Regions from separate parts of the Homo sapiens genome. Here region 2 is linked to region 1. Evidence: chromatin loops called from intact Hi-C (ENCODE). Cell type or tissue: PC-9. All regions are shown on one strand. Each heading gives the region's core, and the rest is flanking DNA. Links, peaks and the distances in the headings are about the cores only.

Region 1 (15,862 bases), core at 3,468-11,467:
CCATCCTGCAGCACACTTTAAAAAGATTAAAGCCTGTTATCACTTGCCTGTTACAGCATGGCCTTTTAAAGCCTGTAAACTCTCCTTAAAATTCCCCCATTTTACCTGTCCAAAAACTGGACAAGTCTCACAGGTTAGTTCAGGATCTGCGCCTTATCAACTAAATTGTTTTGCCTATCCACTCCATAGCGCCAAGCCCATATACTCTCTTATCCTCAATACCTCCCTTTACAATCCATTATTCTGTTCTGGATCTCAAACATGCTTTCTTTACTATTCCTTTGCACCCTTCACCACAGCCTCTCTTCACTTTCACTTGGACTAACCCTGACACCCATCAGGCTCTGCAAATTACCTAGGCTGTACTGCCACAAGGCTTCACAGACAGCCCCCATTACTTCAGTCAAGCCCATATTTCATCCTCATCTGTTACCTATCTCAGCATAATTCTCATAAAAACACAGGTGCTCTCCCTGCTGATCGTGTTAGACTAATCTCCCAAACCTCAATCCCTTCTACAAAACAACTCCTTTCCTTCCTAGGCATGGTTAGTGCAGTCAGAATTCTTACACAAGAACTGAGACCACACCCTGTAGCCTTTCTGTCCAAACAACTTTACCTTACTGCTTTAGCCTAGCCCTCATGTCTGCATGCAGTGGCTGCCACTGCTTTAATAGTTTTAGAAGCCCTAAAAATCACAAACTATGCTCAACTCACTCTCTACAGTTCTCATAACTTCCAAAATCTATTTTCTTCCTCATACCTGATGCATATACTTTCTGCTTCCCAGCTCCTTCAGCTGTACTCACTCTTTGTTGAGTCTCCCACGATTACCATTGTTCCCAGCACGGACTTCAATCTGGCCTCCCACATTATTCTGGATACCACACCTGACCCTCGTGACTGTATCTCTGTGATCCACCTGATGTTCACCCCATTTCCCCATATTTCCTTATTTCCTGTTCCTCACACTGATCACATTTAGTTTATTGATGGCAGTTCCACCAGGCCTAATAGCCACTCACTAGCAAAGGCAGGCTATGCTATAGTACAAGCCACTAGCCCACCTCTTAGAACCTCTCATTTCCTTTCCATCGTAGAAATCTATCCTCAAAGAAATAACTTATCAGTGTTCCATCTGCTATTCTACTACTTCTCAAGGATTATTCAGGCCCCCTCCCTTCCCTACACATCAAGCTCAAGGATTTGCCCCCACCCAGGACTGGCAAATTGACTTTACTCAACATGCCCCAAGTCAGGAAACTAAAATACCTCCTAGTCTAAGTAGACAGTTTCACTGGATAAATAGAGGCCTTTCCCACAAAGTCTAAGAAGGCCACCATGGTCATTTCTTCCCTTCTGCCAGACATAATTCCTTTGTTTGGCCTTCCCACCTCTACACAGTCTGATAGCAGACCAGCCTTTATTAGTCAAATCAGCCAAGCATTTTTTCAGGCTCTTAGTATTCAGTGAAACTTGTATATCCCTTACAGTCCTCAGTCTTCAGGAAAGGTAGAACGGACTAATAGTCTTTTAAAAACACACCTTACCAAGCTCAGCCACCAACTTAAAAAGGACTAGAGAATACTTTTACCACTTTCCCCTCTAAGAATTCAGGCCTGTTCTCAGAATGCTACAAGGTGAACAGGAGCCCATTTGATCTCCTGTATAGATGCTCTTTTTATTAGGCCCCAGTCTCATCCCAGACACCAGATCAACTTGGACTGTGCCCCAAAACTTGTCATCCCTACTATTTTCTGTCTAATCATACTCCTATTCACCATTCTCAACTACTCATACATGCCCTGCTCTTGTTTACACTGCCGGTTTACACTGTTTCTCCAAGCCATCACAGCTGATATCTCCTGCTGCTATCCCCAAACCGCCACTCTTAACTCTTAAAGTAAATAAATAATATTTGCTTGCAAGGCTATGCTGAACCTCCTTCAGCACTCTCTAATTAGATGTCCTAAGTCCTCCCAATTCTTAGTCCTTTAATACCTGTTTTTCTCCTTCTCTTATTCCGTTTAGTTTTTCAGTTCATACAAAACCGTATCCAGGCCATCAGCAATAATTCTACATGACAAATATTTCTTCTAACAACCCCACAATATCATCCCTTACCACAAAATCTTCCTTCAGCTTAATCTTTCCCACTCTAGGTTCCCACACCGCCCCTAATACCCCTCGAAGCAACCCTGAGAAACAACGTCCATTATCTCTCCATACCACACCCAAAAATTTTTCGCCGTCCCAACACTTTACCACTATTTCGTTTTATTTTTCTTATTAATTATAAGAAGACAGGAATGTCAGGCCTCTGAGCTCAAGCTAAGCCATCATATCCCCCGTGACCTGCACATACATATCCAGATGGCTGGTTCCTGCCTTAACTGATGACATTATCTTGTGAAATTCCTTCTCCTGGCTCATCCTGGCTCAAAAGCTCCCCTGCTGAGCACCTTGTGACCCCCTCCCCGCCCCTGCCCGCCAGAGAACAACCCCCTGTGACTGTAATTTTCCTTTACCTACCCAAATCTTATAAAATGGCCTCACCCCTATCTCCCTTTGCTGACTCTTTTCGGACTCAGCCCGCCTGCACCCAGGTGAAATAAACAGCCTTGTTGCTCACACAAAGCCTGTTTGGTGGTCTCTTCACATAGCCACGCGTGAAAATGAGCAACTATCTACAAATGAATCCACTGTACTTAGTAAAAGTAAATTGGAGAATTTAATCTAAAAATTTTTATCAATAAAATTAAAATAAACAACAAAGAAAATGAATAAATAAACATAAATAAATACATTATTAAGCTGTTAAAATCAGTAAAACTAAGAAATATAGGGTTAAATAATTAGGAGGTGTAAAACTGGCATGCACACACACACACACACACAAAATGCTTCAATTAATAGTAGTAAAAAGAACAATAGCCAAGAACCAGGTGTTCATGCCAAATCTGGGACTAATTATCTGCATGACCATGGGCAGTGCTAAAGTACATACGGTATTAATGAAACAAGGTGACCCATGATGACTGTTGAAGTGGGTATTGGTACCTACTATTCTACAGGGTTTATGGACTGCCAGCACTGTCCAAAAATATATAAGGTGAGCCACATGTGTAATTTCAAATCTCTTAGTAAGCAGTTTTAAAAGGTAAAAATAAATAAGTCAAATCCATTTTTAAATTATTTTTATTTAGCTCAATATACCCAAAATATCATTTCGACGTGTGTCAATAGCCAAATTTGAAGTGCTTTGTCATGGCTCATGGTTACCACATTGAACAGCAGAGTTCTATGCTACACGCTACTTTTATGCATGAGGAAAATGTTTTCCAGAATAAAAGAAGAAAGTTGACAAATGTGTTTACCTCTCTGCGTAGCTCAGTTTCCCCATCTATATGTTGAAGAAAATGTACTGGCCATTATTATTAATTATTATTATTAATGACCAGTACAATAATTTATAAGCTTCTTTTAACTCTATTTCTTATTATTTGTTATTATTATAATTGACCAGTACAATAATTTCTAAAGCTCTTTTTAACTTTATTTCTTAGTTTTGTTTTGTTTTTTCCTAAAGTATTTTTTTTTCACTGCTTGGTAGAAAAAATGTATTTTTAAAAGAGAAATTTATTTATGCTCTCAGTGGGATATAACCTGAAAATTACCACTCTATTTATCTAAGGAATATTTGGAGACAAATGACTATTTATTTATAAAATGATTTTTCTTCTGCTCCAAGACCAAATGGCAATATATGAGCTCAGTTTACACTTATACCACTGTTTTGCTCATTGAATTATTCCTTTCACACAATAAGATTTACTGCCAGCCAGTGCTAGACCCTGATGACAGATGGGTGTGCAGGCAGAGGTAGATTTGAAATACAAAGATAAATTATAATACATACTCAGTAAGGGATTTTTTCTTTCTTTTTTTTTTTTTTGTAACAGAGTCTCACTCTGTCACCCAGGCTAGAATTCACTGGTGCGATCTCGGCTCACTGCAACCTCCACCTCTTGGTTTAAGGGATTCTTCTGTCTCAGCCTCCTAAGTAGCTGGGATTCCAGGCACGCATCACCATGCCTGGCTAATTTTTGTATTTTCAGTAGAGATGGAGTTTCACCATGTTGGCCAGGCTGGTCTCAAACTCCTGACTTCAGGTGATCTGCCCTCCTTGGCCTCCCAAAGTGCTGGGATTACATGCATGAGCCAGCCCGCCCAACCCATGAGGGATTTTGGAGAATAGAAAGTAAAATACCTTAGGTATTTTCACCATCCTTTTTTTTGTACTTAATAACTTCACAGATTTGTCAAATTTGTTCATCTGATTTTTTAATTTAATTTTATTTATTTATTTTTTGAGACGGAGTCTCACCGTGTTGCCCAGGCTGGAGTGCAATGGCAGGACCTCAGCTCACTGCAACCTCAGCCTCCTGGGTTCAAACAATTCTCCTGCCTCAGTCTCCCCAGTAGCTGGGATTACAGGCGCCCACCAGCACGCCCAGCTAATTTTTGTATTTTTAGTACAGACAGGGTTTCACCATTTGACCAGGCTGGTCACAAACTCCTGACCTAGTGATCCGCCCACCTCTGCCTCCCAAAGTGCTGGGATTACAGGCGTGAGCCACCGCACCCGGCCCATTTGATTTTTTGTATTGTGTATTGTAGCTATATTTTACAGAGTTTTGGCCTCATACCATCCACAACTTATATTTAAAGTGAAAATTCTTGCAAATAACTGTGTTTTAAAAAAAATTCAGCTCATGACTGACCAAATTGTTTAATTTTAATTTGTTTTAATGGCTTTTATATCTAGTATATCTACTCTGTTCTTGTAGTTCAATAGGCCAAGCTCACCAATAAATATGATTTTTGGCAACATTTTAAAGAAAAGCTATAGGTGCCTCAAAACAAATAAAAGAGATTCCCCATACCAAATAAAACAAATTTGCCTATTTGACCAATTTTAAGAGAACCTGATACATGAAAAATCCAGGCTTACTAAATATCATTTATATTTTATATATGTAAAGGTTATTTGTAATATTTAAAAAGTTAATAAACCAAAAAAATTCCTGCTATCTTTTTCATAAGGAACTATTTCGGTACAATCACATAATAATTTTTTAAATACATTTGCATGAAATTACTTAGGGACCAATTTATTACAATTTATTTATTGATATTATTTTTCCAAAATAAATAGAAACATCCGTACAAATACCTATTGAATTAAGTAATATATACCTGTTGAGAATTTTTTCCCCAATTATACTACAAGCCTGAGATACACATAGGATTAGCAGTTTCTTATCAGTCCTTTGAATGAAAAGTAAGATGTTTTTGTACACTCTATTTACCTTCTAGTTGTTACTTAAAAGGTGTGATTGATCTCCTTTTGTAGCTTTAACAATGTGCTTTTTAAACAAGAGATCAGAGTATGTAAAGTAATTCATAAAATAAACAGCCTAAAATCAGACAAACACAAACACGCGCACACACACACACATACATTTTCTATAAGTTTCTTCAGTATCACTTCCATGGGAGAAAAAATAATTATAGAAACTTTTTGGACAAGCAAAAAATCATTACCATGAATCAATTGTTTTCTTTATGGTTTTCTTCTTTGAATCGGTTTATCTGGTCTTTATTACCTGTGAGCTTCCAGCCGTCTCATTCTACAACATTAATGAAAATAAAGAGCTATTTCCCTTAATGGGACTAAAAATCCATTGGCATTAACAGGAACAGAAGTCTTTCTGCAGTTATGGGAACAAATGTTTATTCTCAGTTACAGGAATTAAGTGTTGTTCCCCTGAATTGTCAGTCCTTTGAAGGAGGGAAGGTAAGAAGAATGTAAATAGAAAAGGAGTAGAATTGTATTTTTACCTGAAGTGCACATTGCTAGTTAATAGTTACAAGAGAGATGTAAATCTAAATGAATTAATTCAACAAGCAACTTTTCCTGCCATCAGTTTATCCTCAAGCACCCCAGTGTTTTATCATACAAGCTCAGCATCTGTGGTGGTTCGTCTGGCAGAAAGTTTTCCTGGAGAACATTTTTTTGATAGAAGCCGAAGGGGAAGCTGAAAATCCAGGATAAGACTTGGAGCTCTTCGCTCTCTTTGTAACAAATTAGGTGACCAAACAGTGGGTTATTTTCAGATCTCGAATGTTCCAGAGGTACCCACTCAAAGGCAGTGGCTCTTTGGATGACATGCAACACTTTTGCAAGAAAATCGAGACCTCTGGCAATATTTAGATTTGTATCATTAGTACCTCAGGAAAAAGCTACTGAACACAGTAACTCTAGATGCAGTACCTACTAAGAACCAATTGTTCCAGCAAGAGGAGTAGGATATCAAATAAGGAGTGACCTTCAAAACCCAATTTTAAGCATAATCCGTTATGGTCCCTAAACTCATGATTAAAAATATATTCAAGATTTTTATTAAATAAACTCATCACTTCTTTAAAACTTTTCTGTACTTTCTCCTATACATGTTCTTCTCCTCAGGCATAAGGTGTACTCATTATTGCCAAGACATCCCTGAACAACTCTCCCCAAAATGCCCCCTGCTCTCTATTCCAGCAAATGGAGTGTCTTGATACTTTAAAGCCAAAAGCAAAATCGACTTCTTCCAAAGGCAATCATGACAGATCTAAGCTACATGGAATCACATATCTAAATTTCTATAGTCTCTTCCACCTATTTGGCACTTAAATACTGCCTTAAAAGTTCAGTTTTATTTATTTCTTTTACACTGTACAGTCAGCACCATAAGGCATTATGCTCTGTTAAATTATCTTTGTACTCTCCGCAACACCTAGTATATAGCCTGGTCTCTATCTGGCATTTAATAGGCATTAAATGGATTTTACAAATAGAGAAAGGGAAGCAGTGAGCAGTAACACAATCCTTTATACTGAAATTATTCATCCATGAAAGATATGAAACTAAAATGTAAATTTCCCTCTTATGAACTTATTTCTCTTTCCAATAACTAATGCTGTTTTCAAATACCACACACATTTTTGTATACATTGTTCAATTCTAGTCCCCACTTACAGAAGTGAGGCTGTTATTGTTGTCACTGATAACTGATGTCATTCATTTTTGATGTGATATAAATAAGACCCCTAAATTGTTATGGCAGAATAAAGGAGGAAAAACAATTGACATGAAAGAAAATTGTTCACCTATTTCTATTTCATATTACAACATCATTAGAGGATAAAGATGCAGGGTAAGTTGCAATAACTAAGTGGTAATGCAATTAAGAAGAAATAGCAACCAAATCCAAGAACTAGAGGAAATAACTGGCATAGCATCTAGTCACTCAACAAATATGTCTTAAGGATTTATTATATACTGGCCAATATGATAAACAATTACAAGATAAAATAAAAACACATATGTATCTCTTAAAGATCTCTAGCAGGAAAGACAATTTTTCATAAATAAATGTACCAGAATATTGAAACCAAGTCATAAAGGAGTTTTAAAGAGCTTTGATGGTGGGCGTGGCTAGCTACATAGGCAGCTTGTTCTCACTGTGTTTCCTCATTTAACACAGCACCCAGCTTTCTGTGGGTACTTAATAACTACCAGTTGGCAAATGGATAAATGCCAGAGGTTGGGAGAAAGAGAAGAGCGTGTTATCTCCCCAGTAGCCCAGCAAGCTTGTGTGGATGGTGTGGGGGCCTTCCTAGCTGTGACAGCTACACAGTGACTCCCAGTGGTCACAAATTGAATCTCATCTTTGATCACAGTCTAATATAGTGTATAATTTAGTACAGTATATTTTATATATATAATAATTTATGCATGTAAGATATCATTAAGTATAATTACTAAAGCCATAGGCCTTCAAAAAACTCTCATGCTCATTCTGTTGAAAAGTGAAAAGGTTTTCTACAAACACAATGATGTGAGCTAAATAAATAATAAGTTCTTTCCAATTCCTAAAGCTGGATTCTATGATTTTAAACTAATTTTCTAACATGACCAATGTAGTGTTAAACTTAACATTAATGAGAACAAACAGAAAAGACTTGTATTCAGAAAACTACCTATTGTTTCTAAGCTAACAGGAATGCCTTTTCTAGTTTAAGACATGAGAATATTTCTCTGAGTTTTGCCTAAAAATTAGAAGGCATTCGTGTGAGACTGCAGTGAGACACTTCTGTCTATGGAGAAAGAAGGCCCTCACTAGAACCCAAAGATGCTAGCAAACTGATATTGGAATTTCCAGCCTCTAGAACGTAAGAAATAAATTTCTGTTACCATAAGCCAAAAAATAATAATAATGATTAGAAGGCATTCTTCTTAGAACAATTATTGGCTATATATGAGCTCCAAATTATTCCAATTACTTATAAACTATGTACATTCTTTTCCATCCTTATAAAGAAAAAGTAGAGTGGGTCGTTCTATTTTTGGCCATTGTTACATGGGCATATCCATTAATGTGTAACATTTATCTGCCAATAAAAGTAACTATGTAGTAGGTCATTCTGGCATACTAGCATTTACCAAGTTCAGTTCAATTAAGAAAACATGATCACTACCGACTATACACCAAACATTGTGCTAAGTACTGTAAAAATAAGGACGGTTAAGATGCCATACCTGCCCAAGAAAAACTTAACGGTGCATGGTGAAGATAGACTTCCATGTCTTCCAGGAGGCAGAGGGAACATGAAAGAAAATAATAGAAACCAGCAGTTAGATACGGCATCATAGTTGCAATGTCACCCTCCTCTATACGTGTCAGACATACCCCAAATCCAGTCATTCCGGGAGCAATTGTCACCTTCAGTCCATTCACAAAGGCTTTGAAAACACCCTGACCATGATCCTGTCGTTGCTATCAGCCATTCTTTTGTTCCTGCATATTAAATTAGATGAAGGCTCTCAACTGACATCAGACAAAGAAATCAGGCAGCTAAGGGAAAAGAACAGTTTGAACTACATACGGAAATCCATGGAGAAATGTCCTGTCAAGAGTATAGCTAGAAAATTCAAGCTGCAAGAAGCTGTATATTACTATGTAAGTGTCCATATCCCCAAATGAAAAAACACTACATGAAATGAGATAACACTGTCCTAAAACCATGATATATATGGACATCTGTTCATGTAGACTGACCCCTAGTGATATAAACTGATTGCTGCAGGGAGAACAAACAAGACTGTTTTTAAAAATGAGATAGATCACCCCTCTTCAAAATGTGGCTTCCAAAACATAAACAATCTAAGTGAGATTTGCAGCCATTATTGTCCTTTCTAGAAACTAAACAAACATAATCTACAACATTTATATGGAAAGAAAAAACAATTTAACAGAAGAACAAATCTACCTAGAATCAATGAAACTATCTCCTTTAAATGACTAGATAGATATATGCTATTCTATGTCACCTCTGCTTGTCACCACCTCTGCGTATCTATAAGGCAGTATTTTTCAATCTTCATATAGGGTTGCAAATGACTTATAACAAAGATTTTTTTCAATTTTCAAAATTTATTTCAGTATGCCACAAAATAATTTCACCTATAATTCTGAAATACTTTCCACAAGTAATTTGTAAGTTTCCAAGTAATGATATTAAAAGATATATCATTAATGTGTTGACTAATTCAGAATAAAATTGACAATGCCAGTTAAAATAAAAAGCAATTTATTTCATATGTATTATTTGCTTCTTTTTAACATAAAACAAAAATTACATATAAAATTCAAAATTATGCTTAAGTTTAGGGACAGATGAGAAAAGAATATGTAAATTGTCTTATACATATAAAACTAGATGTGAATGACCTTTTCTCCTCCAACAATACAGAACATAATTAATTAAGATAATTCTTATTACAATTAAGGAGTATGGAATCAAAAGTCACCTACGTTGGTGAAGTAAGAGATCTCATGTGTATTTTCTCTTTCCTCCTATGTTCTTTCTTCTTTTCTCTCTTGGCCTCCAAAGGAGAAATTGAAAGAGCTCCTATATGTCAGACACTGTTTTCCTTTTTGCTTCTCAGAGAGAACTATTTCTATCTTTTGCTTTTCTGCCATCCACACAAAATAAGTCTAAATTACCTGTAAGGAGGCAGGAGCAGATAATCAGCCAAAGCAGGGTGTGGTGCCTAAAAACTTTCTTGTTGCATATTCTTATCTACTTCTTAAAACAGTTATTGCTAGTCCTATATTAAAGAAAAAGATACCATTACAGCAAATCACAATATATAGGCCATCTGTAAATTGTTCCTCCATGAGGAATAGATACTACAAAGCACTGCAGTTCATATAAATAGTAAAGGAGTCATAATTGTATAAAGTTCACACTACTGAAAATTAAAATCAAAAGAAATTAATTAAAGTATGCAAACCGTTTTCACAATAGCAGTTTTAACTTGAAACAATTCCGTAAACTCGGGATTTCTTGAGACCAATCCATCAAGAAATTTGTAAACAATGTAGCTTCTTTTAAGCTGTTGATATCCTGGCAGAGAAATATCTTTGAAGTTTCTCCTCCTCCTCTACAACTAAAATGCTCAATAACTAAAGAAAACCAATAGCCAAGAAGAGAGAGAGAAGTTTTTCCTTTAGAAAAACTTTAGAGAGGTCAAACCAACAGATGCTTATTCATGGCAATAAATATTTTAACATTCTATTAAAACAGCCCAGATCATTTTAGAAACTCAAGCTATAAGGCTTAGCAGTTCCGTATTCTATTTTATTTTTTTGCATATAATTACGGAATGACTAGTCATAATTCTAGGTAGAATGACTGAAGTTTGTAAGGGCTTGGAAAGTAGGAAACTTGTTTCAGATGTATATTTCCAGAATACAGTTTATAACACACTATCATTTCCAGGCCACTTGTACTAAGTTAAAGTTCACCTTGAGATTTTTTTTTCTTTTTTAGCCATCTGTATTATTCCTAAATAACTCTTATCTTCAAAAGCACTTCAAAATCTATCTTGTTAAAATTCCATGCATATATTTTCTGATTTTTTCCAGTTTTGTTAGGAATTCTTCCCATAAACAACAGAAGCCAGCATGCAAGGTGTGCACTCAACAACTGAAGCTTCTTTCTTACAATGTCTGTTCATCAGAGAAATTTTTTTCTCAGACTTTCTGATCTTTACTTCTTATACCAGTGTTTTGAAAACCTCTGGTCTAGTCCAGTAGTTCTCAGCACACACATTTCTACAAATGAATCTGTAACTCATTTGCAAAAATTGTAAAGTTTGATATTATCAATCAAAGAAGAGTTACACACACAAAAAAAACAAGCACAAATTCTCAAATTAGCACAAAAGTAAAATACTCAGATACAAAAAAAATAACAGTGAAGAGTTAAAAGGAAGAGGAACTATTATATCACATGTCCTAATTGCAAGTCCCACTGCAATCCTTTATTTTCCTTGTTGTATTTTAAAAACATATATTATTTATTTGTATTGAAGTAATGTCAATGATCTATCACAGCAAACAGATGCAGATGGAAAAACAGAAAATGTTCTCCAATTCACACTACAGAATGGACAAAGGGCTTAAGTTTAATATCCACTACTACGTAAATAAGTCTCTTAGGTACCCTTATGTTCTCCAGTTAAAAAAAAATCTTTAATTTCAGCATGTGGAAGACACAGTCACATTGGGCTGTTATTTGTAATAGGTCTTGCCCTCTCTCTTTCCTACAATACACCATAGAGTGATGAGCAAATGTATTCCCCTTACAGTTAAAGAGTTTGGAAATTAAAACTATCTACCCAGAGGTAGATAAGTAAAATCTCACTATATGAAAGCTTTCCAGATGTCTTTACATCCGCTTCTTTCCCTTAAGGCAAAAAGAACCAATGCATAAAACCCTGATATTTCAAATAATTCTCTTTCTGTCTGGCAGTTTTTCCTGCACAAGTCAGGGTCTGTGTTTCATGCTGCTCAGAGCTTTTTTGGCAGACTGATGTTCACAGTCACATGTATACTGTAAGGACTCAAACATTTTGTTTTTTCTAAACTCAACAACTACCAATGAATGTGAACTTAGTTGCTTCGACATGGGAAATCATAACACAGAAATTTCAATTAAGCAAACTCTTTTCAAAACAGTCCCTAAGGCCAGACTCTACAAGTCAGTCAAACATAAATGTCATCTCAATCATTCCAAGTAGGTTGCTAACACATGGAAAAATCTGCAGTAGTCAACTCTCTGTTTAAGCTGGATGACCTATCAAATAATGCTACCTCAATAATGATACTAAAACCTAGTCTCCAAGAATTTGATATGTTTTATCTACTCTCTGCCACTCACATCATAGGTAGGACATACACAGAGTTAATATTCTATACATTTAGGAGAAAGCACTTCAAAATCAGGTGACAACCAAGATGACACAGCAAGGCACTAATGAATCCAGTACCACCTAGTGGAATGAGAAAGTTAATGGGATGTACTAAACAAAAAAGAAGAGAGGATTCAGGAAGAGCCAGCAAACTTGCACAGGTGAATTGGGTTGACATAAGACTGTTATACCTGCTTTTCCACTGAAAAGGGGAAATTTGGGTTTGCCTGAGGAATTTTTCTGGTTATCTCCATAGAACTTCAAGCTTTGGGTCATGAAAAGAACCAATAAGTTTACTTCCATCCTTTATTTCCTCTTCACCAATACTCAGCACAATACATTTTTTAAACTACTTAATAAATATATGCTTTAATTTCATGTGTAATTCATCAGTGATTCTTGGAGACAAAGATACTAGTGATTAGTATGGTTTAACCAATTTTTTATTACTATTATACTTTAAGTTCTAGGGTACATGTGCACAATGTGCAGATTTGATACATAGGTATACATGTGCCATGTTGGTTTGCTGCACCCATTAACTCATCATTTACATTAGGTATTTCTAATGCTATCCCTCCCCCAGCTCCCCACCCTATGACAGGCCCGGTGTGTGATGTTCCCCCCCCTGAGTCCAAGTGTTCTCATTGTTCAGTTCTCATCTATGAGTGAGAACATGTGGTATTTGGTTTTCTGTCCTTGCGACAGTTTGCTGAGAATAATAGTTTCTAGCTTCATCCATGTCCATGCAAAGGAAATGAACTCATCCTTTTTTATGGCTGCGTAAGTATTACATGGTGTGTATGTGCCACATTTTCTTAATCCAGTCTATCATTATTGGACATTTGGGTTGGTTCCAAGTCTTTGCTAATGTGAATAGTGCAACAATAAACATACGTGTGCATGTGTCTTTATAGCAGCATGATTTATAAACCTTTGGGTATATACCTAGTAATGGGATCGCTGGGTCAAATGGTATTTCTAGTTCTAGAACCTTGAGGAATTGCGACACTGTCTTCCACAATGGTTGAACTAGTTTACACTCCCACCAACAGTGTAAAAGCATTCCTATTTCTCCACATCCTCTCCAGCACCTGTTGTTTCCTGACTTTTCAATGATCGACACTCTAACTGGTGTGAGATGGTATCTCATTGTAGTTTCGATTTGCATTTCTGATGACCAGTGATGATGAGCATTTTGTCATGTGTCTCTTGGCTGCATAAATGTCTTCTTTTGAAAAGTGTCTATTCATATCCTTTGCCCACTTTTGGATGGGGTTGCTTTTTTCTTGTAAATTTGTTTGAGTTCTTTGTAGATTCTGGATGAGTAGCTTGCAAAAATTTTCTCCCATTCTGTAGGTTGCCTGTTCACTCTGATGATAGCTTCTTTTGCTGTGCAGAAGCTCTTTAGTTTAATTAGATCCCATTTGTCAATTTTGGCTTTTGTTGTCATTGCTTTTGGTGTTTTAGACATGAAGTCTTTTCCCATGCCTATGTCCTGAATGGTATTGCCCAGGTTTTATTGTAGGATTTTTATGGTCCTAGGTTTTACATTTAAGTCTTTGATCCATCTTGAGTTGATCTTTGTATAAGATGTAAGAAAGGGGTCCAATTTCTGTTTTCTGCATATGGCTAGCCAGTTTTCCCAGCACCATTTATTAAATAGGGAATCCTTTCCCCATTTGTTGTTTTTGTCAGATTTGTCAAAGATCAGATGGTTGTAGATGTGAGGTGTTATTTCTGAGGCTTCTGTTCTGTTCCGTTGGTATGTATCTCTGTTTTGGTACCAGTACCATGCTGTTTTGGTTACTGGAGACTTGTAGTCAGTATCATACTGAATGGGCAAAAACTGGAAGCATTCCCTTTGAAAACTGGCACAACACAGGGATGCCCTCTCTCACCACTCCTATTCAACATAGTGTTGGAAATTATGGCCAGGTCAATCAGGCAAGAGAAAGAAATAAGGGACATTCAATTAGGAAAAGAGGAAGTCAAATTTCCCTGTTTGTAGATGACATGATTTTATATTTAGAAAACCCCATCATCTCAGCCCAAAATCTCCTTAAGTTGACAAGCAACTTCAGCCAAGTCTCAGGATACAAAATCAATGTGAAAAATCACAAGCATTCCTATACACCAATAACAGACAAACAGAGAGCCAAATCATGAATGAAATCCCATTCACAATTGCTTCGAAGAGAATAAAATACCTAGGAATCCAACTTATAAGGGACGTCAAGGACCTCTTCAAGGAGAACTACAAACAACTGCTCAATGAAATAAAAGAGGTTACAAACAAATGGAAGAATATTCCATGCTCATAGATAAAAAGAATCAATATCATGAAAATGGCCATACTGCCTAAGGCAATTTATAGATTCAATGCCATCCCCATCAAGCTACCAATGACTTTCTTCACAGAATTGGAAAAAACTATTTTAAAGTTCATGTGGAACCAAAAAAGAGCCCACATTGCCAAGACAAGCCTAAGCCAAAAGCACAAAGCTGGAGGCATCATGCTACCTGACTTCAAACTATACTACAAGGTTTAACCAATTTTACAGCAAGAAAGGGTATTAGAGCTTACTGTTCTTAATCCTTCCTTTTGTGAAAAGGAAATTGAGACCCAAAAGGGTGACATGAATTTTTCCAAATTATGCAACCAACAGGAGCAAAACTGGGACTAGAACTTAGATCTGCTTACTCCTGGTTTTATGTTCTTTCTACTCTTTCATATGGCCACTTATAAACAATGCCTATTATTTCAAAGTTATTATTTCTTCCACTGTGATGTCTAGTAGTGGAGAGTCAACGAATAATTTAAAATGAACCATTTAGAAACAGAAAAATGTAAACAAACATATTCTGACTTTCTGGGACATTACAGAAATTCATTTCAATATTTAGAGAATTTTGCTAATTAACACCATATCCTTTATTATAAAATATTATTCCTCCTGAGTCTTACATTTAGACAAGATTTATCTTACAGCCACAAAATTTGGTGTTTGAAATAAATTACAGTGTTTATGGAAACTTCTCAGGTTATGCTACTTTTATGTCTTGTAACTTTTATATCTTGTAACTTTTATGTCAGGTAAGAAATTTGAGGCTTTGTTCAAATATTTCCTCTTTCCAAACTGCAGTAAGTTCATTAAATGACTATTACACTGGAACAATGTCCTAAAAATAATATTTTATTTCATTCTAACTAATAAGGCCTGTTAGATATGGAAGTCTATATTGTGTTCTAAACAAAAGCTCTGTCAGCAATTTATTTATCGGATGGTAGAAAGGCTTCAGCACAATTAGTTTTTGGCATTATTTTGACTGAATCAAATTTCTATAAGTTTTTTTTATAATTTCTGTCTTCAGTTCAACCTGTATTAAAACTTTCAAGTGAAAATAATATTTCTAACTCAAACTGGTAGTGTTTGGCCTTGTAATATACATTGAATTTACAAATCACATTTAATTCTTGAGCCTTCTAGGTAC
Region 2 (15,862 bases), core at 4,268-12,267, 81 kb before region 1:
GCTCATGTCCTTTGTAGGGACATGGATGAAGCTGGAAACCATCATTCTCAGCAAACTATCACAAGGACAAAAAACCAAACACCGCATGTTCTTACTCATAGGTGGGAGTTGAACAATGAGAACACATGGACACAGGAAGGGGAACATCACCCACTGGGGCCTGTTGTGGGGTGGTGGGAGGGCGGAAGGATAGCATTAGGAGATATACCTAATGTTAAATGACGAGTTAATTGGTATAGCACACCAACATGCCACATGTGCACATATGTAACAAACCTGCACGTTGTGCACATGTACCCTAAAACTTTAAGTATAATTAAAAAAAAAGGAAAGTTGGCATATCTAACTACAAAAGTCCCAGAAAAATGAAAAAAGAAAAAGTCTTCTTTTTGAATTATTAAAGGTCTGTGGAATCCCAAAGTCTCCCTAAAAAAGGGCACATATGTGGGTATGTGTATAAGCACAGTGTCTTGTGTCAGTTTGTCATCCTCCAAATTCACATAAAAATACAAGAATTTAAGCAATGCAACAAAAACATAGGGCCCAGAAAAATAGCAAGAGGAGCTATAATATTTAGCAGTCACACAGAAGCACAAAATACTGACACTTCGTAAGGCTTAGAGTGTTCTCGTTCATCACATTCATTTTAAAGAAGAAACTAAGATCTAGAGAGCCAATATCACTAATGTGTCCCCACCGAAATCTCATCCTAATTTTAATCCCCATAATCCCCATGTGTGGAGGGTAGGACCTGGTGTGAGGTGATTGGATTGTGGGGGCAGTTTCCTATTCTCATGATAGTGAGTGAGTTCTCATGAGATCTGATGGTTTTTATATGGGGCTCTTCCCCCTTTGCTCCTCACTCTTCTCTCACCTGCCACCATGTAAGATGTGCTGGCTTACCATTCTACCATGATTGTAAGTTTCCTAAGGCCTCCCCAGCCGTATAGAACTGTGAGTCAATTAAACCTCTTTTCCTTATAAATTACCCAGTCTCAGGTAGTATTCTTTACAACAGTGTGAAAACGGACTAATACATCACACTAGAAATATTTTAAATAAATAGAAAGTCTATTTAAGAAATTTACTTAGGAAAATGAAATGTATGCATTTAAAATCTATGTATTTAAAATCTATTTATTCAAGAAATCTATTTTCTCAATCTATTGCTCTCTGCAACCATTCCACAAACTTTGAAACAATTCCTATTAGAAATTTCAGGTAGAAATGCCTTCTGCACCACTATCACCCTACTATGTTCTGTCAGTAACCAAATTTATCAGTTCTTTAATTCAAAATCAAGTTTTCCACCTTCAAGATATATTTATATATTTTAATTGTCAAAAATATGAGTAGAGCTAGTAAAAGTACATAAAATCTACTCTGTGAAGTCTGAAATCAAAGTCATTATTCAATTTTTTCTGCTTGTAATAATCATAACTTATTAATCAACATAGGAAATATAAAAGGTACTGCATTACACTATCTAGGAAATCTGGACTCAGTCCCACTAAGCATTTTAGACATTTCATCTCTAAATTTTAAAATGTTTTTCAATTTTGTCCTTTTTTTTTTTTTTTTCCAGACAGTCTTGCTCTGTCGTCAGGCTGGAGTGCAAGGGTGTGATCTCGGCTCACTGCAACCTCCGCCTCCCAGGTTCAAGCAATTCTCCTTCCTCAACCTCCCAAGTAGCTGGGACTACAGGCACACACCACCATGCCCAGCCAATGTTTGTATTTTTAGTAGAGATGGGGTTTCACCATGTTGGTCAGGATGGTCCCAATCTCTTGACCTAGTGATCTGCCAGCCTTGACCTCCCAAAGTGCTGGGATTACAGGCATGAGCCACTGCACCCGGGCCCACTTTTGTCCTTTCTGAAACAATCCTCTTGTCACCAGTCTCCAGTGTTTAGTCCTTTCATTTTATTTTTATGCTGCATCCAGTCTTATTGCCCTTGGGCATAGCTTAGATCTTCTACTACTTCATTTTTCACAGGCATTCACCATCATCTGGGTACCTGCACACACACACACATGCACACACATACACACACACACGTACACATGCTTTAACTTAACTTGGCATATAAGAATCTCCACCAGATAAAATTTAGAATCAGTTTTATTGTTTTATCAGAAATGGAGTGGGGACATTAAGAGCAAAAAAAGTGCTAGTTTAAGACTAGCCTTCAATTTGAGAACTACCTGGAACAGGAAAATGATACTGTGAGGGATATTGTTTAAGTTCCCAACAGTAAAGAATAGAATAGAGCGGTGAGTATATAGAACACAGCACTATAACTAGGAAGTAATATCAGGGAAGAATGGTTCAATGGTGTGTCTGAAATCCTCACCCTGTCTGTGCTTTAAAAACACAGTCATCAATCATTTTGTCACTTTTTGAGTAGAATAACTTTTCTTCCTATGGTTTGAGACACTGTCCACTTATTATTTAGTCATCACAGAAGGACATAAGCCAGCAAACTCTACTTTTCTAGAAATAGCAAGTGATCACTGCATACCTCATGAAGTACAAGAAAAGATCAAATTGCACGTATTTTTGAGTAAGTGTAATTAATATGCCAAATGAACAGGCAACTGTTGTCAGAGGAAATAGGATATCCTCATCAGCCATTGACCATTTCTTATATGCACCCAATTTAAGGAGAGTAGGTGGAGGCAGTCCCACTCAAGCCACAGGAAATGAGTTTGCTAATGGAAAGAGGTTTCATACCGTAAAAAGAGGAAAAAGAAAATAAATCGTTCTAGACACTATACCAACTAGTCTGTTACTAAGCATAAAAGAAAAAAGACAATTTAATAAGAGATCCACATTCTTACAAATCTGTTAGCGTAATCTAATGAGTAATTTTTAAATTTACAGAATCAGGTGGAACCATTTTGTTAAGTACAAATTGTACAAATATCAGACATTATATATTCACTAAAATATTTTTGGTTTTGTGTTCTTGGCTATCTTTTCCTTTCTAGGTAGTAACTAACTAGTACGAGTACTCTAATAATTTGTGTTACACACTCTCCAAACTATTCCAGGTATCATATAGCTTCTCTTTATTAGGCAACCTTAAAACATAAATGTGTGGTTTTCTTCCTCCCTTCACTGAAGATGACAATAACATTCACTGAGCACTTATGATGTGCCAGGCACTGTTTGAAGTACAGTATATGTTTTTTTTTTTTTTTTTTTTTCTTTTTTTTTTGGGACGGAGTTTTGCTGTTTTGCTCTGTAGCCCAGGCTGGAGTGCAGTGGCGCGATCTCGACTCACTGCAAGCTCTGCCTCCCGGGTTCACGCCATTCTCCTGCCTCAGCCTCCCGTGTAGCTGGGACTACAGGCACGCGCCACCATGCCCGGCTAATTTTTGTATTTTTAGTAGAGACGGGGTTTCACCGTGTTAGCCAGGATGGTCTCGATCTCCTGACCTCGTGATCCACCCGTCTCGGCCTCCCAAAGTGCTGGGATTACAGGCGTGAGCCACTGCGCCTGGCCGAAGTACAGTATATGTTTAAAATCATTTAAATCTTACCTCCTAATGCAAAGAAGAATTTGACATAAATTAGAGTAATGATTTGGTCAATTTGGCATTAAAATGCAAAATTGGCTCTCACATCACAATGCTGCTTAAATTAAACTAACAGATTTTTTAACGAGGCTTTTCCCCCCACAAACTCTCATTTGCATGTGTGAAGTCTCACTGTGAGGCTGCATAAGGCAGAATTAAAAATAGATTTAGCGTGTATTGTATCTCAACAACACAAGAAAGACTTACATGAACTCCCCAGGTGCATGATACCCTGTAGTTATTTAAGGAACAGAACTAAATTTGTGTATTCAGCTATTATACCCCTTGTCTGGTCAATCTACAGGGCTCAAGAATAGGTCATCTTATTATTGTGGTGTGTGCACAGAGTTTGCCCACTTTAAGATGGTGACAAGTCAGATTTTGAAAGTGCAACAGAAAGCAGAATGCTTAATGTATCAATTTAATATATAAATAATCTACAACTGAAACAAAGTGAAAAGACATTTGTAATAATGACAAGATACAAATGCATAACATGAAAGTAGATGATGGACTCATTTCATGGTTACAGAAAATATAGATACTCTTATCATTATTTTCCATATCAAATGAATTGAGCAACCAAAGTAATTCTCGTAATAAAATTGCTTCCATCTGGACAAAGACTGAAAGTATTTCTATGCCTGAAGAGCCAATGATTACATTGTTATTCGAATGAGTGGGAGTTCCTGGTCTGATAAGTACTTATGAAAATGTATTCGGAGAAGCCCCTATAAATAAAAAAAGGCAGTTAGCATTTTTTGAAGCTATGTCTAAATTCACAATATGCTTATTTGAAAAATTTAAAGAGAAATCAATACGAAAAACCCAATAAGTATGTTGACCATGTTTTCTAAAACTAACAATTCAGAGATCTACAATAACTAAGGACTTTGACTTTCATTTGTGATTATTGTAAATGGGAAGTCATGAGTGTTCAGTATATCAAAATTATCTTTTTTGTAAATATACTCATATTAAATTAGAGCTATATCACACCAACTATATCTAGGATCCCTCCACTAAAGCAGTTTTTAAAAATTCTTTTGGAAATGATTGTCAGTTTCTTCTATAGCTTTCTCAAGCAAAGCCATACTTTGGAGAAGATTTCCACTTCTGAGCATCTGGAGGTAGCAGGGACTGGGTTCACCAAATGGTGCTGGAATACTTTAACATCCAAATGCAAATAATAAACCCCAAATTTTACCACACACCATATAAAATATTAGCTAAAAGCAGATGGATCGTAAACCTAAATGAAAACCTAAAACTATAAAATTTCTAGAAGATAGCAGAACAAAATTTTTGTAACCTTAGGTTAGCAAAGATATGTTAGGTAGGACACAAAAAGCACTAATCATAAACTAAAATATTGATGAAATATCAAAATGAATCTTTTTGTGTCTTTCAAAGACACTGTTAAGAAAATAAAAGGCAAGCCACATACTAGGAAAAATATATACATAACATATATCTGGTATACAGAAAATATAAAGAACTTCTAATGATAACACAAATTACTCAATAGAACATAAATAAAATATTTAAATAAAAAATTTCAAATATATAGTAAATAAGTGGACAAAAATATGTTCAATATCATTAGTCAATAAAAAAATGCATAATACAAGATACCACTACACGCCCATTAGAATGGTAAAAATTTGAAAAGACTGACAAGTGCCAATGAAGATATAGAGCAACTGGAACTCACATGCATTGCAAGAAAATGTGAAATGGTATATCAACTTGAAAAACAGGGTAACACTTTCTTATCAAATTAAACCAACATTTATCATAAAACCCACTAATGTCACTCTTAGTCATTTGCCAGAAAAAGAAACCATATGTCCCTACAAAGACTTGTCCCTGAGGGCTGTTTATGGCAGCTTTATTCATTATTGATAAAAACTGGAACAACCTACATGTCCATCAACCAGAGAATGGTTAAACTCAGCAATAAAAAGGAACGTATTAATGATATACACAAGAACATGGACAGATTCAAAATCATCAAGCTAAATGAAAGAAGCCACACAGTAAATGACATTCTTAAAAAAATAGCAAATTATAATGACAGAAAGCACAGTGGTTACTGGAAGCTGGAAGTAACGAGTGGGGATTTATTGCAAAGGGGTGCAAGAAGTTTTGGAAGTGATGAAAATAGTTTAATATCATAATTACACAGTGATTCAAACCTCATCAATTTGTACACTTAAAATTGGTCAATTTTATGATATAGAGGTTACAACTCACTAAAGCTTATTTTTAATAAATAAGTAGGCAAACACATGTAAGTATTGACATAAAAGTATTGAGGATATGGAACAGTATTTACTTAATGTATACTTTAAGCTGCCTAAGTATAACCAAATCTACTTCTCACTGTGGTCAAATGGCCAGTCAGAGGGCTACTGAGTATGAAGCCTAGAATAAAGGCTGCACAGGAGGCTCTGGGCCATGTATTTAGGGGAATGCAATAAAGTATTAAGCCTTGGTGCTGGAGTGGTATAGGAGAGAGAGAGAGCTGGCAAATGTAACATTTCTGTAGAAAACTATGTCCATCTGCCAAGAAAAACTAAACAGCAGCAGCACCAGCTGTTCTTGTTGCGCCACAGATTGCAAGCCATGTTTCCCAAATTAACATCTCACCAACGCTTCCCCATCGAGTTTACACAAGACAGGAACTAAGTCAAGATAGGATCCAGGAAGAAAAATAAAGTAACAAGGAAGCCTGATTACAAATTAAGAAGCAAACAGCAAGCCTCTGTGTATATGAAGGGCAAGTTACATGATCTACAGAGAAATTAGTGTAAGATCAATTTACAGAGGCAGGTAGGGAGGGGGGAGCTGGTGTTTGTGAAGTGAAAGTCAGGTAGTAAGACTACAGTCTAGTCCTTTGCCTCCCTATTTCAGAAATGAGTGGGAGAAATGAAGACTAAATCAGCAGAGCATGCATGATTAGGACTGTTCATGTGCCAAGTAACAAACTCAATGCATTACTTCCCATTAGACAGATGCTCAAAAGTTACAGATGAAATGAGTTATGCCACCAGTATATATTGCCTTAAACATTGAGATGACAATTCTTTCCATCTTGCTAAGGAAAGTACCTTCTAATCATATGTTAAAAGGAGTCTCATTTATTCTGTTTTGAGAAGTGTACCCCAATTGCACACTACTCTGGTTACTGGAGCAAAACTGCTTCCGTGTAGCTAGTGGCTGCTCTAACAGGGCCAGCATATTTCCATGTAATCTGCCAAAGATGTGAAGTGACCCCCTTTCACATGGTAAATTTCCTGAAGTCACTTTCTCTTCTTGTTCTTCCCTTCTTTTCCCTCTTTTTCTCCAATTTCCATCTCCTTCTCCAAAAACCAGGTTGTGTTTCCACTAGACACACGGAGCAGGTTGAAATAATGCCTGTTGTGTCATAGATGGCAATGCAATGGAGGAGCATCCTCTTATTAGAAACTGTGTCCATTCAGTATCCTCTAAATTAATCCAATTCTGAGCACAAAACAGGGTAGAGACAAGTGTACATTATTATATGTCATATCATTTGGTGTCAAGGAGCGGGGTAAAATGGAGGAAGTTTAACTAATATAGTAATTTTAATGTGACTATGAAAATGTAAGGCATTTATTCATGCTCCCATAGTGTGTTTTCTGAAAGCTATTTGGGAAAAAGAAAAAGTTTTTAGAACTTAGTTTACTCAATCTATGTTTAGTAAAACAAATCAGAAATACTTATGCTTTTATTTTGCCCAGTGTGCAAAGGTGAATATTTCATTTGCTTATGTAAGGAAAAATGAAAATTACTAAAATGCATAAAAGAATTATCTAAATTATGGCTAAGCATATTTTAAACAACATACATATTTTACTTTCTCTGAAACAAAAAAAAATTAATTTATAATTTAAATGTATTTTTTCATTTCTTGTTTGCAGGAAAACCAACATAAACAACACACTTCAGTTTAAAGGAGAAAATGGATACTTTATCAGTCAATAAATAACATGTGTATTTGTCAAGGGCCCTTTTCCTATTTTTACTAAGTTATTACAGCTTAAGGGTCACCATCCATGGGCCTTAATTTTCTCAACTGCATTCTAAAAGTACAACATGAATGATCCTGATAAGTATAACCACCTCTTACAAAGTAACTATTTCTGTCTTTAAAAATAGAAAATAATTTATTTATAAATAAATATTCTATAACTACTGCTAGAAATAAAACTAAGAGATATACATAATGTTGTTATTCAGAAGTATTTTTTCCTGTCACTCTGAAGGCATTAATTTCATTGGTTTTATGATATCTGCAATCTTATGGGTTTCAAAATGTTCATATATTCTGCTGTTAAGGCAAATACTAAATGACATTTGCAATTATTCACACCCAAAATAAATTTTGCTTGAGTCATGATAAAAGAAATCTTTCAAAAATTAACTGAAGGGAAAAAAAAATAAATCCCCTCTCTTCAAATCATAGTAAAATATAGGTTCCGGGTAGGTACATTACTGTTATAGTTAATAGAGTGAAATTGCTCAGAGTTTGATCTGTAAGATTAGGGCAATCAGAATTTAAATTCTTCTCTACTGCTTCCCAGTAATATAATCTTGAAGTTACTCAAAGCCCTTTTCAGTTTTATTTTCAGTGAAATGAAGAAAGGCAGAACCATTGTGACTAGCAAATCACACACATATAAAGTAGTTAAAAGAGTATGTAGCATAGAAGAAGCATGCAATAAATGTCAGCTACCGTTTACTTTTGAACAAATATTTATTGAGTGATTACTACATACTTGATATTTTTCTAGTTACCTGAGTGACAGTACTGAACAAAAGAGACTAAAATATCTTCCTTCATGAAGATTACATTCCAATAAGAAGATAGACAATAAACAATGTATAAAATATATATTCTGTTTATTAAAAGTACTGCATAGAGGGGGATGCAACTTTAGACAGGACAGTGGGAGAAGTATCACAGGTGGCATATGTGAGAAAGGACTAAAGGAAATGAGAAAGTAAGCCATGAAATTTTTAGGAAGATGAAAGTTTTCCAGGCATAGGAAACTGCAAGCGTAAACGTTCTGTTCCTCTAGAGGAACAACAGAGATCAGTATGTCTGGAATGCAGTGAGCCAAGTGGCATGTAATATAAGCAATAAGAGGGGTGAGGTGGGTGGAAGAACAGTGGAACTTATCATGTAGGGCGTTGTGGCTAATAGTAATTCAATGACTTAAACTCTGAGTAATATGGGAAGTTATTGGAGAGTTCTGAGCAGAAGAATGGCATGATCAGACTTTTGCCAAAAGTCCTGTAGCTAACAATAGACAAAAGTGTCCTCTAATCATCATAATCAAGTAAACTATCTATTCCAGTTAGAGAAATACTGCTGTCAATTCTCTTATAATTAAGGGCTAATTATAAAGAGCTCTGTAATGCAGTGACCATACATACTTTAGAAGAGAATTTCCCTACCATTCACACATAACTAGAACTTTGGACTCCAAATTCTATTTTGATGTACCTATCATCATTTAGAAATATAATTTACAAAATGCTGATTACAAAATATACATACTCTGTTTTATTCAAAATTAAAACTGTGAAAGGATTTAGAGAAAATATTCCCTTGGCCTTATGTAGAATAGTCAGACAATTTTGTGGCTTTTTTATTGGTAACATCCACAGCTAAGTGATAACTAAATGTTCCTATTCTTCTAGTTGACGGGCAGTAAATATTCAAGACAATGATGAGGGCATCATCCAGTGTGATATTCCGGATGGAAGTCCACACCACGTAAGTTAGTGTCCCTCTTGTCTCTCACATGAGCTGAATTTTCAGGAAAGCAGAGAAGTCAGGCAATCAGCCAACGGTCTGTGTTGCTTTCATTACAGACCTGCAAAGCATTTAAATCTTCAGAAGAGAAAGTTTCTGCCTTCTTAAAACCAGCTGTACACCAGCCACTCTCAATGGTCCATGAGGCACCCAGCTCAGAGAATTCCACTTCCCCCTAAAGATCGGTCAGAACTGCTGGGAAAAGCAAGCACTTCAAAGTAACACAGAGGTCTGGTGAATGTTCGGCTCACTTCAGAAAGCATTTCCCTGCTCAGAGATAAGGGGGGAAGCTGCAATATTCTGAAAGTTTGCAGAATCATGGCATTGCTCCCACCTGCTTTTCTGTTTCACCCTGAAACTTAAGTCAATCAGGAGGCCTGCTTCGTGCACAGTTGAACACAAATAATAACTGTCTGGGAAAATACAGCAAAACAATAGACATCTTTACAATTACGATTTGGGTGCTGGAGCATACATGTGAAACAAATGTGCTACCAAAGACTGTGACTTCCAGAATCTTGAAAGTGTTGTATAGTATTTCCGACTGCCAATTGTGTAACTGGCAAGTTGGACTTCAAACTGTTTTCTCAATACAGTTGACCCTTGAACAGTGCAGGGGCTAGGGGAACCAGCCTCTGGTGCAGTCAAAACTCCACATTAATTTTGACTCCCCAAAATCTTAACTGCTAATAGCCTACTGTTGACGAGAAGCCTTATGATAACACAAGTGGTTGGTAAACATATATTTTGTTTGTTATATGTAATATATACTGTATTCTTACAATATTGTAAGCCGAAAAAAAGTTAAGAAAATCACAAGGAAGAGAAATATACTTATTATTCATTAAGTGGGAGTGGATCATCATAAAGGTCTTCATCCTCATTGTCTTCCCACTGAGCAGGTTAAGGAGTAGGAGGAAGAGAAGGGGATGGTCTTGCTGTCTCAGCAATGGCAGAGGTGGAAGAAAATCTGCATAAAAGTGAACCCACACAGTTCAAACCCATGTTGTGTAAGAGAATACATTTCTCTTTCCTTTTTACCTTATCTGTAAATGATTAATTCCCTTTTCTAGAATGACAATAGCTAAAATTCCAATTCAACATCTACACAGCTACCTCTAAGGTCTCATCGATGGTGCAAGAGATTAACTGGACCTGGTAAAGATTCTCTCTGGCACCAAGGGACTGGCTCTGCAGGAATCCAGCTGGCCTCTTTTGTTCCACAGAGTAAACATAGCTTATTTCATTTAATCTCAATCACATACTATGGCAACTATGTGCATAGGTCCCATCTTTGAAGACATCCAAAAGGAAGATATTCTTATGCTACTTGTAGTTTATTGTTTTCTTTCCCTTTTTTTTTTTTTTTTTTTTTTTGGAGACCGAATCTTGCTCTGTTGCCCAGGCTGGGGTGCACTGGCACGATCTTGGATCACTGCAACCTCTGCCTCCCAGTTTCAAGCGATTCTCCTACCTCAGCCTCCTGAGTAGCTGGGATTACAGGTGCAAGCCACTACACTCGGCTAATTTTTTGTATTTTTAGTAGAGATGGGGTTTCACCATGTTGGCCAGGCTGGTCTCGAACTCCTGACCTCAGGTGATCCACCCACCTTGGCCTCTCAGAATGCTGGGATTACAGGCGTGAGCCACTGCACCCGACCTCTGGTTGTTTTCTTAGAATATGATTGCCTACTCAAAATAATTAATTAAGACTATAGAACTGCTTTTAAAAGTTAGCGATGTGATAATTAAACATAAATCATCATCATTCACATAAGAATTTAAAATAGTCCCAAATGAAGAGACAGCTAGCATTAAAAACAATTTCTACTTTTATGAGTTAAATCAATGTCATAAGCAAAATAGTTTTCTTTTAAAAAATTATCTGTTCTCTATCTTTAGAATCTTTCTGCCAAATCCCCTTCCCACACTTGTCAAGTCAAGTATATCTTACACAGCCCACATTCTCCCACATCTAAATTATTTGGGTTTGATTGCCAGCCACATGAAATGTTAATCAAAGTAAATAGTTATCACTTATTTTTAGATAGGGTGACACCTGGCATTTTTCTTTCCTCACTATCTTCTCAAAACCTCTCTTATTCTGATAATCAAACGTAACCCCTTTCTTATCTTCTCCAACAATGATCAATGGCTTCCCTCATTTTTGTTAATTTGGACTACTCAAAAACAAAAGTATCTACCATTTTAATATGATTATTGTAATTGAGGTGCAACTTGGTGTGATTTAATATAACAATACATTGATACGTAGCATTAGGAAAAATATAGTGCAGCTTTAAAATATATATACAGACAATTCAAGAGCAAAAATGTGTAATGCCCATTCTTGAGGTTGACTTTATCTATGGATCCATCTGTATCTTCATTCTGTCCATAAAAGTCTCCTAGTTACCACTTCCCACAGTTCTACTCTAACACTCAATCCATAGGAAGCACCTGTCCAGCCGACGACCTCATTGCTCATCCTCTCCTAAATGGTCAAAATGACAACTTCCATTAGGCAGAATTCTTCACTTTGGTGTTGAATGGGTGTAATCGTAGGCAGATTCATCACCAATCTGCCATTTTAGAAAATGGGATTGCCCAGTTTCATCTTGAGAAATCTTAAATCCATAATTATATTTGAAAATAACTTCAAAACCTAAAAGATTCCAGAGATTACTTGACTCAAACCATGAATTTTATGTTTGTGTATTTGCCTTTTTCTGGACATCCATGAGTGAGTTCAATTAGTCAAACTCCTTAGCTCATGACAGAGTCTATTTGTCCATGAAGGTTCCTCACATGTATAATTTTATTCTTCCCTTCATTCTTGATATTATTTCCACTGCCTTCTTTTTTCAATGAGTACCCATGATAGCATGTCATGGAATATCTACATGTCTTTGAAAAAGTAGGCTGGGCACAGTGGCTCACACTTATAATCCCAGCACTTTAGGAGGTGAAACAGGAGGATTGCTGGAGGCCAGAGTTCATGACCAGCTGGACAACATAGTGACACCCAATCTCTATTTATAAAAATAAAAAGGAAAGAAAAAGTAGTAGAATACTATGAGTTTTACATGTACATAAAATATCAATTTGAGGTACTAACAGTTTTATTGTATGTCTTTTTATTTCATTCAACCCTATGTTTGTTAGGTATAGGAGGACTGTTGTTCTAAATACATCTCATTCATTTTTTTCTTGCAATTAAATAGCACAATTAGGTGGTCTTCATTTGTCTGCTGTAATAAACGTGTGTAATTATTACTCAACTAAGACAATTTGAAGGAGAATATTTACAAATGAACAATTTTTAAAAGATGTGGATAGGGCTTAGGGAAACCACAAAGGTTATTTTGTTACCCAGGGTTAGAAGCAGCAGAGCTCCTTGGACCTCTAGGTTCAAAAAAATAAATGCGGATCATGGTTGCTAAAACCTAAAAAAAAAGAGCCGTGCCAAAGTCTACACCTGGAGAGCAGTGGCCTCGGTGGAGGAGCATAACCAGCTTAAGCTGCTCCTCAGGTCTCTAGGGCTCTACTCATTTTTCTTCATTCTTGTTTCTTTCTATTCTTCAGACTAGATAATTTCAATTGGCCTATCTTGAAGTTTGCCAATTCTTTCTTCTACTAGCTCAAATCTACTGTCGAGCCCTCTTGTGAAATTTTCATTTCAGTTATAGTATATTTCAACTCCAGAATTTTTGTACATGTTTTTAAAAAATAATTTCTATCTCTTTATTGAAACTCTTTTTTTAACATATAAAATTTTAATTTGCTAATTATTTTACAATAAAAATATAATAATCCCACTTTTTTAAATTATACTTTCAGTTCTGGGGTACATGTGTAGAATGTGCAGGTTTGTTACATAGGTATACACTTGCCATGGTGGTTCTTTATTGGGTGAAATATTCTCATACATTCCTCCAGTTCTTTACCTATAGTTCCCTTTAGTTTTTTGAACATATTCAAAATAGCTGCTATCAATATTTTTCTGGTAACTCCAGTGTTTAACTCCAAGGCTTTCCCAGGGACAGTTTCTACTGTGTTTTCTCCCTGCCCTGTACAAGGGCCATAATTTCTTGTTTCTTGCATTTCTTGCGATGCTTTGTTGAAATCTAGACCTTTAAATAATATAACGTATTCACCCTCCAGGGTGGTAGAGTTGCTGTTTGTTGCTGCTGCTGATTGCTGTTTGTTTCTTTAGAGACTTTCTAGAACTACTTTTGTAAAATTGTTATTTTTGTTGTATGAACTTTTTGTCGTATGTAGCCACTGAAGTTTAAATGCCTCAAAGCAATAAACCTCCCAGATTTCACCAAGGAGCTAGTTTGTGTGTTGTGGTATACCTTAAGTGAACTGCTTGGCAGTTTAAAATTCTCCTTTAGCCTTTACTTCCTGCTTGCACAGAACTTCAAGGTTAGTCAAAGAAGAGAAATCAGAGATTTCTTAGGTCTTTCTTGGGCATACATACAGCTCTGCTCATGTGTGCAGCCTTCTAAATTTCTCAGATTATTTTAGAAAGTTTTCAAAGCCCCTCTATGGCTTTTTTAGTTCCCAGTGTTTTCTTTCTTTCTTTCTTTCTTTTTAATTCCTTTCCAACTTTTATTTTAGGCTCAGCCTCTTGCTTCCTTTTCAGCTGTTTGGTCAGCTTGTTGTTGGTTCCAACTGTTATCACCACCTCAGGCAGCTTCAACGTTAAAAAAAAAAAAAAGCCATGTAAATATGTACAAATGTTATGTACCAATAGAAAAACACAAAATTTCCAATGATTGTTTTCACAAATGCCTCAGGGAGAAAGCCATTCACAGTGAGTCAGTTCTGATCAGGTTAAATAAAAACAAGCCATGCAAGTGGGGATTTGCAGAAAACAGCCAGATAGATCCCGTAATGACAATTCCCTGGGGATGGGCTTTTTAGGGAAGCTTTACATTCTTCTGCTGTCTCCAGTGACTGCTTGGCAACTGGTTTTCATGATGACTAACATCATGAAACTGTTGGTTTTCAAGGCCACTGCAGAGCTGGGGAGAAGCGGGTGGGAGTACACAGCAAGTGAAATGTCACGTTTATTGCTCCTTCTGCAATTCAGTCACTCTTCAGTAAATATTCCTCACATTATTCCAAGCCTTTACTTTATTTCCAAAGTTCTGAAGAAGTTGAGTGATCATTTTTTTAACCAGTGTTATTTTTATGCACAAGAGGCTTTCAGATTTCCTTATTTTGCTGTTTCTAGGGGTGTCATCACTTACTAATTTTTGACTTTGAAATAGTTTTTAAAATTTCCACTTGTGTTATTTTTCTAAGGTATATTTTTTGAATAAAATAATAATATTGATTGTGCTGAACGTTCTATTTATGACCCTGCAGATCAACTGTCACTTTTCCACACCTGCTTTGTGACTCATGAAGCTGGCCTTCACGGACTGCCCCAACCAGCCTCTCCAGCTCTCTGGTTTCCAGGTATCCTCTGGAATACCTGGAAATATACAATAGGAAACACCATCATGAGATAGGAAAACAGGAGAAGAGAGAGATGAAGAAAACAGGAAGGAAACAGGTATTCTCCCAAATTCTTCCCTTCCAAATCATGACTTGGCAGTAGCTGCATCCTTTTGCAAGGCCACAGCTGCAGTTTTAATTTGCTTCTGAGAACCATTCAGGCCTATGGGTGATGAAGGCTAGTCACTGTTGTTAGCCCCGAGTACTTTATTAACTTTTGTCACTTGACTCCGTAGGGGTGGGAAATCTCCACCTCCACCTTTTTAGGGTCCTGTCCAGCTCCAAGAATTAAATAGGCATAACACAGATTAACAGGAGAAAAGCATAGTATAAGTTTTACATAGCATAGGAGTCCTCATAAATAAATGAAGACCCAAATAACCATTTAGAGTTTTATATACATATATATACACACACACATATACATATACACATATGTGTGTGTGTATATATGTGTGTGTGTATATATATATATATATATATATCGTGAATTGGACAAAGAATAGTAAAGTTTGAAAATGTGGCTAAATTATGTGGGGAGGCTTAAAAGATGACAGTTATTCTAACAAGGTCTGTACACTATTTTCTTGGTTTTGACTTCTTGTCCTTCAAGATAAGGATATTGCCTTGCCTTCTAGTACAGGGGATAGTGTCTTTCATATGGCAAGTTCATATTCTGCTTTTTAGAAACAGCACAATGGTCAAAGTGATCTTCTTGCACCTCCTGTTTTTCCAGTGTTTTTACATTGGCTATTTTAAATAGCCAGTGTGCCAGAATAGCATATTTTAACCCCTTCAACTCTGTTCAGACTTTGTAAATAGTTCCTCCATAAACTGTCTATTCAATAATATTTAGATGTAGTTAAGTATATTTTGTTTTGCTTAGAATTTTGTTTTAGAAGTCTTAGTTAAAACTCATTTCCCA

The links. A loop is a pair of places that touch in the nucleus more often than their neighbours do. Peaks named below come from ENCODE experiments on the same cell type or tissue, not always from the same donor. Only the 100,000 strongest peaks of a DNase experiment are listed, where the experiment ranks them.
Region 2: it touches region 1 in a loop (19-fold over the local background); 2 of 110 quality-filtered maps call a loop at or near these places.

Annotation. Positions count from the first base shown.
Region 1 is chr3:90,084,056-90,099,917 of GRCh38, forward strand. No RefSeq gene overlaps it. Among named protein-coding and RNA genes, the nearest start is that of EPHA3, 980 kb to the left of the region's middle. RefSeq lists an enhancer at 1-525. In PC-9, for the core only: CTCF peaks have their summits at 7,721, 9,136 (motif pointing left) and 9,342; no DNase peak of the experiment used is centred there.
Region 2 is chr3:90,001,784-90,017,645 of GRCh38, forward strand. No RefSeq gene overlaps it. Among named protein-coding and RNA genes, the nearest start is that of EPHA3, 900 kb to the left of the region's middle. In PC-9, for the core only: no CTCF peak of the experiment used is centred there; a DNase peak (open chromatin) is centred at 8,758.